Regions from separate parts of the Homo sapiens genome. Here regions 2 and 3 are each linked to region 1. Evidence: chromatin contacts called from ENCODE Hi-C or POLR2A ChIA-PET data. All regions are on one chromosome and are shown on one strand. The core of a region is the stretch at or near the end of the contact, and the rest is flanking DNA. Distances in the headings are between cores, read along the strand shown. Region 1 overlaps LOC100128253 (a long non-coding RNA gene). Region 2 overlaps PRMT8 (protein arginine methyltransferase 8). Region 3 holds the start of THCAT155 (thyroid cancer-associated transcript 155).

Region 1 (4,071 bases), core at 575-3,074:
CCTCCTTTTCTGCCCGCAGAAACCCTGCCTGTTTTTAAGGACCAAATTAAATGCCCCTTTCTTTTGCCATCCACCCCCACCACCCTCGTCTGGCAGAATCAATGCCTGTCCCTCTGCGCTCCCATCAGGACGGGCCAGCATCTCTGAAAGTGCTCTCCAGTGTCTGGAAGTTGTTTGCATGCATGTGCCCCACCCTCACGACTGCTGTGACCTCCTGAAGGAGCAAGTCCAGTTGTTCCAAGTACCAGCACATAGCACATAGCAGGCACTCAATACATGTTTGTTGAGGGAGTGAAGGATGCAGCTCACCCAGGGCCTCAAAACGCCATGTGTTTATGTATGATCTATACAGCCAGCTCCCACCCCTTGCTCCCCATCACTATTAAAGGACTTGGTCTTGCCCACCAGCCAACACCTGTGGTACCCTGTGCTCCTGGGCACTGGCCCCGGCTGGAGCCTGCCCTGCTCACCAGGACTCCCAGCACATCTGGCCAGCCAGCTGGGCTCTTCCTACACATCCTGCATCTCTGTGCTTTGAGCCTCATCTGCTTGGGAGAGCGGGGGGATGCAGTAGGAGGACAATGATCCTCAAGTCTCACAGCCATGCCATTACACATCCAGCCCTGATGAAAGTCCCCAAAATGCATCAGTTCACCTTCAAGGCATCTGTGGTTGCCTTTCTGAGATGTCCTATGGCATGGATCCTGACAATGACATTCACCGCCCCCGCACCTGCTGGCTGCCCCTGAATCCCACCTTTGTGCTACAGTCAGAACCTCTTCCTGGGGGGAAGGCACCTTGAGGCTCATTGCCGGGCAATCTGGGAGATCTTTATCATTTCAACAGGAACTGTGTCCTAAATGTGAATTTGCATGAGAGGACGGGCCCACCCTCATGTCCCACCCAGTTATGCCTGTTTCAGAGGTGAAGGGTACTTATACTGCAGGCACAGGGACTTTCAGAGTTGGAAGGGACCTTAGAGAACATTGATGCAAAGTGTGGTCCCAAGACCAGCAGCACCTGGGAGCAGTGACTAGCCATCCTGGTTTCCCAGGATTGCCCAGGTTTAACCCTGAACAGCACTCCTGTATCCCAAGAAATCCCTCTGTCCCGGGCAAATGGGGATTATCAGTCACCCTGCCTGGGAGCAAATCCTTCAGGGTCTCACACTAAACCTAATGAATCAGAAACTCTGGGGGTGGGCCCTGAGATCTTCACTTTAACGAGTCCCCCAGGTAATTCTAAGACCTAAGCAGGAGAGCCGCTGCTTTTCCCTGCAGGTGGGAAACCAAACACTCAGGGAGGGAAGTAGCTTGCCTCGCCAAGCACAGGCAGCAAGTAAAGGGCAGAGCCAGAAAGAGGGTCTGGACCCCACTGTGTGGCACCGCTGTCCCCATCTCAGTCCACAAGCTCGGGAAGGTAACCAAATCAGTCAGTCTGTTAAATAAGATGCTGAGAAGCACCCAGGCCAACTGCTGCAGTCCGTGGATGCTGGGCTTTGCCCTGGGGGTCTGGGAAGGTGGAAATAGCCACCTTCAGGGAGGGGTAGAGTCCCCCTGAGCCCTGGAGCATTGGGACAGAGTAGCAGGGGTTTCAGATTCAGGCCACAGCCTGAACAAAGGGCCAAAGGGAGGACACAGATGTGCCTTTTAGAGGCCAAGGAAGAGATCAGCGTCGCGAGGCCAGGGATCTGGGAGGTACGGTCCCTCTCCTTTGTCTTCAGAGGCTTGTCCGTGATTCTGCATCCAGCATTGGTTACACCCGTAGTGGGAGTCTCTGCCTTGCCTGCCCCCTGCTGTCTAGCTGGTGCCCCTCAGGAACACTTCCTTCAATTGGTTCCCAAGCCCAGCTCCCAACTGCTATGAACAGAAATAACACCCACTTAGGAAGGCCAGTCGGCTTCCCAGCAATCATAAGACACTCAAAGCTCAATGAAAAATGATTTGGGGGATTATCCAAAGCCCTGGCCCCTCCATTCGCTGGCAGATAAGCTCACATCAAGTGGCTTATGTTTGCTTTTCTCCTCTCCAGGGGCAGCTGCAGCCATTGCCATGTTCCCCCACCTACCTCCCCTGATATATCACTCTCCAGGGAAAAGGAAATTGGGGTACAATGAGGTCCCAGAGAGGGGAATCCACTGGGACAGTCAGGAGGAGGGCTGGAAGTGGTGGCTGGAGCTCTTCCACTCACCTTCCTTCAGCCCTGTCCCCTTCCCCGGAGGCAGCAGAGTTAAGCAGGCTTTGGAGCCTTTCCCAGTGCACTAGGCATGCCCGAGCCGCCCTCCCTCATCACACAAAAGCACTTCCTTTCCCTGACCTTCTAGCTGCTTCCCTCCCAGCCTTCTCATTTGAAAATATTCACCTCCAGGTCTCCGTTTCCCCTCCCTTCATGGTGCATCCCTATGATCCCCATGTATCCTTCATGGACAAAGGTGAGCCCTTGCTTGGACCTCTTAGCAAGCATGCAGTACTGCAGCCCACCCTGTCCTCCTTGGCTACCTGGACCCCCACTCCCCTGGTTCTCCTTCTACCCCCGCCTCTGTTTCAACTTCCCACCTGGCTGCTTCTTCCTCTGCCCACTCCTGGGGTCTTTCCTCTCCTGCCTCTTCCTGGAGCACACTGCCTGCCTGATGGGGCCTCCCTCTGCGCCAGTCAGGTGTCTGTCCCCTATCTCCATTCCTCCACCATCTCTTTCTCGAACTTAAGCACCACCTTCCTGGGGTCAGCATCACTTTCAGGACATTAATTCAAGTCCCCGAGCTTCACATGTAAGGTCACTCTTGACCTGACCCCACCTAACCTTCAGCTCTCACCCACTCCATGCACACTCTGCACCAGTGGTCTCCAAGGTGGCAACAGACAATATACTGGGATACAGGGAAAACTTACTGAAATCCCTATCCCTCATTATTTTTTAACTTTCAAAACTGCAAAATGAAGTTTTGATGAATACCTGCTATATAAATGGACAATAGTACATGAATAAAAATTATAAATAAGAAATTTGAGGGGGTGTACAGTCAGAAGAGCTCGGCGACCACTGCCTGCCATGGGCCTCTGGTCTTATTGCCCCCACTGCAGTGCCCCTGGCACAAACATGTAGCTTAAAGAAGCTACAAGTTTGTTGTTCTCTAATGTAAACTAAGTCTGGAGGTAAGCAGCTCAGGGATGAACGGCAGCTCTGAAACCATCTGAGACCCAGAATCTTTGAACTAATTGTTACTCCTTTTCAACCCATAGTTTTCAGCTCACGGTTCAATAGAGCTGCTTCAGCTCCAGCCACAACATCAGCATTCCAACCAACAGGAAGAAGGAAAGGGTGAAGAGAGACATGCCCCCACCACTCTAAAGATACTTCTGGCTGGGTGCGGTGGCTCATGCCTGTAATCCCAGCACTTTGGGAGGCCGAGGCGGGTGGATCACCTGAGGTTAGGACTTTGAGACCAGCCTGACCAACATAGAGAAACCCCGTTTCTACTAAAAATACAAAAAATTAGCCGGGTGTGTTGGTGCATGCCTGTAATCCCAGCTACTCGGGAAGCTGAGACAAGAGAATCGATTGAACCTGGGAGGCAGAGATTGCGGTGAGCCAAGATTGCGCCATTGCACTCCAGCCTGGGCAACAAGAGCGAAATGAAACTCTGTCTCAGAAAAAATATATATATATATACTTCTAACTGTTAAAAGACAGATAATGACATTATTAGCGATAAAGGGATTAATCCGCCAGAATAATATCTTAACTCCAAATCTGTTTGTACTCCATAAAATATCTGCAAAACATACGAAGCAAAATTTAAGAGACTTAAATAAGGTATAGACAAATTCACACTTGTAGGGAGAGCCTGTAACAGGCATCTTTCAATAGCCAATAGACCAATCAGACACCAGATCAGTAAGGATACAGAAGATGTGAAAAGCGCAATTAACAAATTTGACCTAATCGACACATACAGAATTCTGTACTCTACAATGACAGGATGTACATTCTTTGTAAATGAACATGAAACAGATACCAAAAAACGATCCTTCTAAAAAGCCGCATATACCATTTCTGCTTACATACCGCTCT
Region 2 (4,071 bases), core at 560-3,059, 190 kb before region 1:
TGCAGGCAAATTGGAACACTTATAGGAATCCAGATGCATCTCCAAGAGATATACATGATTGTTCAGCCACAACTGAAGGCTCTTGAGACTTGAGGAGCACAGGGGATAGGTCTTGGGGGATGACAGTGGTCTCCTCTGTAAAGTCAGAAGGCTCAACTCCTCCCTAAGCCACACCAGGCAAGCAGAGTCTCTGAGTGAAGGTGACTTTCAAACTCCAATCTTGTATACATAGTCTGAGAAGTCAGCAAAAGGATTTGGAATCACACTCGGATGGGCAGCTGGACTCTCAACATCAGCGTCTTGGTCTGCTCATGGCTGCAGCTTTCTCACCTCCAATTTGCTCCCTGTGCCCAAGTCCCTCCCCACTGGACATTCCAGTGCCCCCAGTCCCTTCCAGGGTTCCTGTGCCCACATCACCCTGGAGGTCTGGCCCTGCCTGCTCTGCCCTGGAGTCGGTTCTGGTACCTGTTTCTGCACCATCGCCTCCAGCCTTGTCCTGTTGGGTTCTTGGGCCCCAGGGCAGAGAAAGCACCCTGCCTTGCTCTTTCCCCACCTCCGTCCAAAGGCCCAGGCCCAGGGCCCTGTTACTTGCTGGAGGTCTCCCGATGTTGTCTGCCTCCCTGATATGGTGAGAATCACCCTCCACTGTCAATACTTGTGATTTGCCTTCGACTCACCACGCCAGCGGCTGATCAGGACTCCCCCAACACAGTGTTCCGCCCCCAGACTGGCCTTACCCAGGGCAGCTTCAGCACAGTTTTTCTCCCTAATAAATAAAGTGCGATTGTCTTAGTCTACCCACTCTACTGGGGTGAACAGGCCTCGGGCCCACTAAATGCAGAGATGAAAGGTTATGGACGCAGCAGAGCTGGAGACAGGAGGAAGCTGGCTTCCTGAAGAAGGGGCATGTGAGCTTGTGAGCTCGTCCTTGAAGGGTGGGTCGGATTTCCACAAGCAGGGGTGGGGATTTGGGGGAGCATGTTTGACCTAACCCACATCCCTTGAAAATGCAGGTAGATGGCAGAGGATGATGATGGTGATGAGACCTAACATTGACTAAGGGCCCACTGCGCCCCAGGCGCTGCGCCAAGCACTTTATAGATAGACACCATCTCGTGAAATCCTCATAGTAACTGACATTTACAGATGAGGAAACTAAAGCTCACAAAGTCCAGTCATTTGCCAGGGCCCAGAGATAGCAAGCAGCACAGCCAAGATGTCAACCAGTATCTGTTTTATGCCAAAACCTGTGCTCTTGAAACTGATGCCATGGTTAGCTCAGTTCGGCCCAACCAAGCTTAACTGAGCTACTGCCAGGAGCCAGGCCCTGTGCTCAGAAAAGGGTAACACAGCTGGCCCAGGCAGGAAGCCCAGTGTTGAGGGCAGAAAGAGAGTCAACAGGCAATAACTAGACAGAGGAGAGCGCTTCAGTGGAGGTAGGCACAGGCAGGCACCTCTCCAAGGTGACAGAGTTTAAAGAGAGCAGACAATAGGTGTCAGGGTGCAGATGGAGAGACTGAGGCCCACAGAAGGAAAGGAATTTGTTTAGGCTCACCTAGGGGAATCTAGGTCCGGAGGTGGATCTGGAACTGGAACCTCCAAGAGAATAGGAAAGAGGTGGTAGAGGAGAGGAAAAAGAAGCTTTAAGGAAGGAGAGTGAAGGTGCTGGACATCTGAAGGGGGAAGGCAGCCTGCAGAGGGGAGAGGGAAGCCAGCACTCTCTGCACCAGGCAGCCAAAGTGAACCTAAGCCCTTTGGGCTATAAATGGCTCCTGCTGGCACCAGCCCAAGCTTTAAAATGATTTCCCTGAGAACAAGAGGCTCCACTAGAGGAGCCAAATCCTGCTCTGTTCTCCAAATGTCAAGAGAGCTTTTTCTAACCTGAGTCGTCTGTCCTCAGCAGCCGCCTGCCTGGCCTGGAGGGCCCACGGAGGGAAGAAAGAGGATCGCAGTGGGAGGGGACAGAGTAGGGGTGGCAGGAGGCTTCCAGCCTGGGCCTCACCCCACTCTTTTGCCCACCGCCTTCACCTTCTTCCCTCCTTGCCCACCTTCGTGCCAGCCCCTCTGCCCAGTGTCGCCCTTAGACACTCACCACACCTCTCTTCAACCTGTGTTTACTCACCAGGCTGTGATCTAAGCTGTGGCTCCCGTTCTGCATAATTACACAAAGGGTTAGCTCTTCCAGAACCATCTGCCTGCCTTTAGATAGGGACCAGAGGTTTGCAGAAAAAAAGAACATTCTTATGTGAAATGTCAGGCAGCAGCAAGACAAGCAAGGGCTCTGCTGGGCATTGGGACCTCTCCTATCACCTAAGAAAGCAAAAGTACAGCTTTATTGCCTGCCTTTGGCCAAGACAGCCCTACATGCACCCTCTCTCTACTCTCCTGCACCCCTGTCTTATCATCGGGGCTGGCAGATGAAGTCAGCCCCCTCAGAGGGGTGTACTGTGCTAGGGTAGGTAGCTCTAGCTTGCTGCTTCTTACCCTCGGGGCTGGAAGCCCAGAGTCTGGGGGCAAAGGGGAGGAGGGTCAGGGTTGTCCAGGCTTCCCTGGGCCACATTAGAAGAAGAAGAATGGTCTTGGGCCACCCATAAAATACACTAACGATTGCTGATGAGCTAAAAAATAAAAATCCAAACAAAATCTCATAGTATTTTAAGAAAGTCTGTGGATTTGTGTTGGGCCACATTCAAAGCCATCCTGGGCGGTGTGCAGGCTGCAGGTTGGACAAGCTTGATCTAGGTGTTGCCAGTCCTGCGAGACGGTGTTGTCTTCTGCATGTGGCCTCCCGGGCTCCCCAGCTTGCTCTGGTTTATTCTTCAGTCGTCTGCCTCATGCCCTTCACAAGACTTGGCTTCGTAGGCACAGACGCTCTCCAGATCTGCCTTTTCCAGGCCTGGATGTTGGGGGCAAGCCACTGATGCCTGTCACAGAGGGTCGGCTGTCCCCCATTTGGAACCCCCTGTTTTATAGAATCTCTGACTCTAACTCTGGGATCTTGGCAGAGCCCATCCCTACATAGGGTTTTCTTACCTTAGAGTCAAGCCTTCTCAAGGCTGTGTTTCCTGGAAACCCCTTCTCTTAGCTCCTGCTGCCCACTGCTCTCAGTCTCCACCCTCCCACTCTGGGAGGCCTCCCAGGACCCTCGGCTGAGCCAGGGCTTGCAGAGGGGTCTACGGCAGTGGTTCTTGAAGTGTGGTCTCCAGACCACCAGCATCACCTGGGGACTGGTAAGAAATGCAGATTCCCAGGCCTTGAAGGACAGAAACCAATGAATCAGAAATTTTGGGACGGGTCCCAGCAGGTGATTCTGATACACCATAAAGTTTGAAAACCACTGGTCTAGAGTAACATTTTCCCACATTGTATACTGTATAATTGGTACTCCTAGAAAAAGGTTCCATGGCAAGTAGGTTTGGGCAGATAAGCTAAAGAGAGAGCTCTTTTTTTTTTTTTTTTTTTTTTTTTTTTTTGAGACGGAGTCTTACTCTGTCGCCCAGGCTGGAGTGCAGTGGCGTGATCTCAGCTCACTGCAAGCTCTGCCTCCCGGGTTCATGCCAGTCTCCTGCCTTAGCCTCCCAAGTAGCTGGGACTACAGGCACCCGCCACCATGCCAGGCTAATTTTTTTGTATTTTTAGTAGAGACGGGGTTTCACCATGTTGGCCAGGCTGGTCTCGAACTCCTGACCTCAGGTGATCCACCTGCCTCGGCCTCCCAAAGCGCTGGGATTACATAAAGAGAATTCTTAATTGCAATACTTTTAAGCCTTTAAAATGCTAAAATAAATGATTTTATTATAGTATATGTATTAAATATATTATATAAATATTATATAATATAAATTTCTAAGAGGAATTAGGGCATCTACTACTATCACATTTATGGCTGTGACACACTTTTTCCTGAGATCTATAAACATCTCTAGAAATTAACGTTCTGAAAGAAACAACCTGGGCTCCGACTTCAAACAGTGTTTCTGTTTTATAATCCATGTCGGCCGTCGCTGGTGGATCTCCAGCCCACCGCAGACCAATGAAATCAGGGTGGGACTGAGACCCAACACTGGGCAT
Region 3 (4,071 bases), core at 1,147-3,646, 150 kb before region 1:
ATTATGAGGCTTGATTAGAGAAGAGGACAAACAGTTCAGAGGAAAGTGCCTTAGTGAGGGCAGAGGTGAGATGATGTGTCTTGGGCACTGACAATGGGCTGAAGAGGAGAGTGGGACTGGAGGCTTTGCAAATGTTCCAGAAGGCCACAGAGGAGGTTTCTCATGACACCTAGGGAACAGGGGAGAGGGAGAAGAGGCTGGCAGAATGGTGATTCCCTTAGCCGAGGAAGAGAAGCATAGCTGAGTGATCAGGAGAAAGCGTACATGGAACTAACACTATTGCGTGTTTGCCATGTGCCAGGGGCTGTCCTGGCATTTCCTTATACCCATACCTGCCCTATTCCATGAGGAGAATCAGCTCAAGTTAACAGAGAAGGGAACTGAGGTCAGAGCGGTTGAAGAGTGCCCCCAGGGCCACCCATTGCCAACAGTGTCCAGCAAGCACGTGATGTTGATGCTCTCGTACCCTAGCTGGGTACTTCGCTTTGTGGAGGGAGGCTTTGGTCAAAATGTAAGTAGTTTTATTCTTCACTTGCTCCCTTCCTGCCCAATGGTTAGAGTATCTCTCCGTAGCTTTAGCTTTTGAACGAACACTTTCTCCCATCCTTGCCCACCTCCATCACTGCATCTCTCCCTTCCAAAGTATTCCTCTCTGCCCACTCCTCATCTACTCCCATTCACACATGGCATCTTGTTAGAAATAGCAAGGGCAGGGCAAACAGCAATGAATCAGAAGTGGGGGCAGTCTGTGTTTCAGGGCTGACTTAACCCACCAGAAGACTTTCAGCAATTGCTTGACCTCAGCCTCGGTGTCCTCAACTATAAAATGGGTATAAGAAATGAATACTAATCTTTGCTTATCTCACAGGATTGTTGTGAGGATGGAATGAGATAAACAACAAAAAGCAGGAAAAGGTGGCTACAGGATTATCCATCATAGTTGTCCATGAGACTGTGAGCCCCTCCAGAGGAGGGACCAGGTGGTCCTCATGTTTGGAACTTGGGTACCTAGCTTTCCTGGTACAGAGCCGGTGCTTGACAAAGAGGTGTGGAATTCAGAACTAGGACCACTACCACGCTCCCCACCACCCACTGACACACGTGGAGGCGTGCTCCTGCCGCTCTCATCTACCATAAATGCAGGCAAGTCCACAACACCCCACTTTTGGAAGTGCTGCTCTAGTCCTGGCTTATTCCAAAAACAGCCAGTTCCTGGAGGGAAACCAAGTGATTGTCACGCTGCCTGGATGCCTCCGCTAGGCACGTTTGACCAAGTCTGGGTTCTACCCCTTCTCCAGGGAAGTTGCTAAGAACCGATCCGCCAACCTGGCTCACACCCCTCCAAGGAGCCCCAGCTGGGTCTGTCCCTCCCCGCACCGCCTTGGTGCCCCGCACGCGACGTGGTTTTTTGTTTGTTTGTTTTGTTGTTGTTCGCAGGAGCCCGGCCGCCCCTACTGCTGTTTTCATTGATGCCTTCAGCAGAGCTGGCATGTGCAACTGCTGAGAAGGGGGAGCGCGGAGCGGCGGGGGAAGCAAGTAAAAATAGACTGGCGCGCGGCGCTCTGCCTGCTCCGGACGCCTTTAACCCTCGCCGAGGCTGGGAGAGCGCAGCAGCCGCCGCTGCACACTGCGGAACCTGGCAGGGGTCTGCACCCAGACCCCGCGCGGCAGCGGGGGTAGGAGGCAAAGGGAACCGCAAAAACTTTTTCTTAGAAAAATGAGCCGGGGGTGGGGTGAGGTGGAAATGCAGGGAGGAAGCGCCTTCTCGCTTCCAGGGCTCCAGCCACCTGGCAGAGACCGCTACGTGCCCGCTCGCTCCACACTTCACAGAAGCGCGGCCTTGAAGCCCTGGGCTATTTTTAGAAACCCTTTCGGCGGGTGGGCGATCAGAGGGCGGAGGGTGAGGGGAATGGTAAGGATGGCTTTCTGCTGGGAGGCTAGCCGCCTCGCACTACACATCATTCCGAATGTCTGCTCTCAGGTGGGGGCTGGGGAAGAGGAAGTGGTGAGGGGACGGCGGGCACGCAGGCTTTGCCCTAACTCAAGGAGACAGCATTCGCTACTGAATGCCCCGCTGCGTTCAAGTCCCGGAGCGTGTTTGTTTTGAAATTGACAATTGTCAGATGCATGCTGCTTCTAGTCTCTCAGAGAAGGGGGATTTATAAAGCTTTGCTGCCTACGCCGTGGGGTAGGGGTTTTAGCGCAGAGTTAAGAACTCGAGGGAAGAAGACCAGGAAGGGTCTCTCTACCTTTTTGCATTCCGGCAAGACAGAGGGACAATCCCCGCGCCACACCCCCATCCCCGCCCCCCGCTGCATATGGGTAACCATATGTGAAATGTGCGGCAGCCCCACCAGACACCCAGCTATTAATAGAGCCTGGGAGTTTGCTCTCTGTGTCTTTTTCCTGCCACTGAGTAAGGGATGATCTTCACACACATGCCCCACTCCGCCCCCATCTCGGCGCACCGTTTCTCCAGGAAGGTAAGGGGGCTGCCCACGCTGATCCCCTTCGTGACTACAGGTGCCCAGAGCCTACGGAATAGTCCGGTTGTTGTAATGACAGCGGGGTCAGAGGGAGGCGAGGGATCACAGCCTCGAGTCTCGGGACGCAAAGCCCAGCAGGGCTCTCTGCGGCTCAGGGCCAGCTGGAGAGTAGAGAAAAAGGCTGCCGAAGGCGGGGGCCGAGAACACAATTTGCGGAGCTAGAGCGACCTCCTCAAAAGCCCTTGCGGGACGGGTGGCTGCAGACCCATTTCTCACTGCAGCCGGCGGCGCGCAGCCCCCACAGTCCGCGCAGGCTCGGCTGCTGCAGGGGCGGACGCTGTCCCTGGTGCTGAAGGTGGCCGCGGCCCGTGTGCCCTGCCGGGTTTAGCTACCCAGAGGCGGCTCTGATATCTGAGGATTGCAGACTTCTCTCTGGCCCAGATCTGGGCCGGAGGGTCTGTAGGAGGTGCCCGAGTCCTCCTGCCGGCTCGGCCCCCGCGGCCGGGGGCTCTCCGCGCGGCTGCGGGGACGGAGAGCTCGGGAACCGACTCGAGCTTGAAGGGTAAAGCTGAGGCAGCGGCAGGAGACGGTCAAGGCACTGCAGGGGGCAGACCTGGCCCCAGGATTACCCACCCCAGCTCTGCACAAAGCCGGGACCCGGGAGCCCTCACGGAGCCCAGAGGAGAGGGCAGGGGAGCGCGGCTGCCCGGGGTTTGGGACTTGGGGGCGGGAGAAGGGAGCAGCGGGTGGCAGGAGAGGGTGATGGGGTGAGAGTGACTGTTTTGCATTTTCAAGAGGGAGGGGACCTGAGACATGAACTTCCCCCCCACCCCCCACCAACACACACACACACACACACACACACACACACACACACACACACACACACACACACAGGAGGAGGCCGGCAGAAGCGAGCGGGATGAAACTGGGGAAAGTTTGGCACTCGGCGCTGAGCGGCGGCGGCGGCGCGGTGGTCCGGGTGGGCGGCGGGGTCTCCGAGAGCCCCTGCTCGCTCGCCTCCTTACCTCGGTGCTCTCGGCCGCGTTCTCCGCCATTTTCCTCCTCAGGAGCAGGCAGCGGGAGGAGTGTTTCATGCCCATAAGAGCCGGCAAGGGTTTGGTGATACCGAGATAGTAGAGGAGGAGAGAGAGCTGGTGTCGCTTTAAAAGAGAGAGCGAGAGGATGGGAGAAAAAAAAAAATCCAACCCAGCCCCTCAGCTGGAGCGTCGGCCGGCACAGTCAGCCACAGCGGAGTCTGTTCTGCAGTCTCCACTTTCTTTTATTTTCCTCCCTTCTCATCTGCTCCGGATTCCTTCACACGGTTTCAAGTTCTTCTCGTGCCCCCGACCCCCTCCCCGCCCCTCTCCACCCGCGCTGCGGGCTAAGCTCGAGGGAAGCAGCCCCGAAGCCTCCGCGGCGGCGGCGGCGGCGGTCGCGGATCCTCTCCAGGCTGCTCGCAAAGTCCGGCCGGCCGGAGGCAGCCGCCAACTCCTCTCAACTTCTGCCGATCCGCTGGGCGAAGCAACACGCTTCCTGCGCGTCTCTCCTAGGGGCTGAGCCGGGTGAGTGGGGGCGGGGTAGG

What was found. Hi-C counts contacts between places; a loop is a spot of excess contacts on that map. ChIA-PET counts read pairs that join two places held with the same protein, here RNA polymerase II (POLR2A). Pooled maps may share reads with other maps.
Region 2: a map of heart left ventricle shows a loop between it and region 1 (2.0-fold over the local background). The contact joins two enhancer-like sites. A Hi-C loop is called at or near these places in 3 of 168 maps with a recorded cell type or tissue (MCF 10A and heart left ventricle), 1 of 37 single-sample maps with no recorded cell type and 8 of 50 pooled maps.
Region 3: a loop to region 1 is called in a map of cardiac septum, with 2.0 times the contacts of the local background. The contact joins the promoter of THCAT155 here to the enhancer-like site in region 1. A Hi-C loop is called at or near these places in 3 of 168 maps with a recorded cell type or tissue (cardiac septum, endothelial cell of hepatic sinusoid and heart left ventricle) and 2 of 50 pooled maps. POLR2A ChIA-PET finds 5 or more read pairs at or near these places in 2 of 52 experiments (A673 and OCI-LY7).

What each region holds. Positions count from the first base shown.
Region 1 is chr12:3,339,969-3,344,039 of GRCh38, reverse strand. The region is part of intron 1 of LOC100128253 (a long non-coding RNA gene); the gene reads left to right. Among named protein-coding and RNA genes, the nearest start is that of LINC02417, 26 kb to the left of the region's middle. Within about 2 kb of position 1,824, at least 2 of the 41 ENCODE cell types and tissues checked have a DNase peak (open chromatin) inside an H3K27ac peak, as active enhancers do.
Region 2 is chr12:3,532,014-3,536,084 of GRCh38, reverse strand. The region is part of intron 1 of PRMT8 (protein arginine methyltransferase 8); the gene reads right to left. Among named protein-coding and RNA genes, the nearest start is that of THCAT155, 41 kb to the right of the region's middle. Within about 2 kb of position 1,809, at least 6 of the 41 ENCODE cell types and tissues checked have a DNase peak (open chromatin) inside an H3K27ac peak, as active enhancers do.
Region 3 is chr12:3,491,144-3,495,214 of GRCh38, reverse strand. It overlaps THCAT155 (thyroid cancer-associated transcript 155), which reads left to right and starts at 2,396. Exons shown (of 2, transcript NR_126055.1): 1 at 2,396-2,483. PRMT8 (protein arginine methyltransferase 8) reads right to left here and starts at 4,012. Exons shown (of 10, transcript NM_019854.5): 1 at 3,515-4,012. The coding sequence starts at 3,589.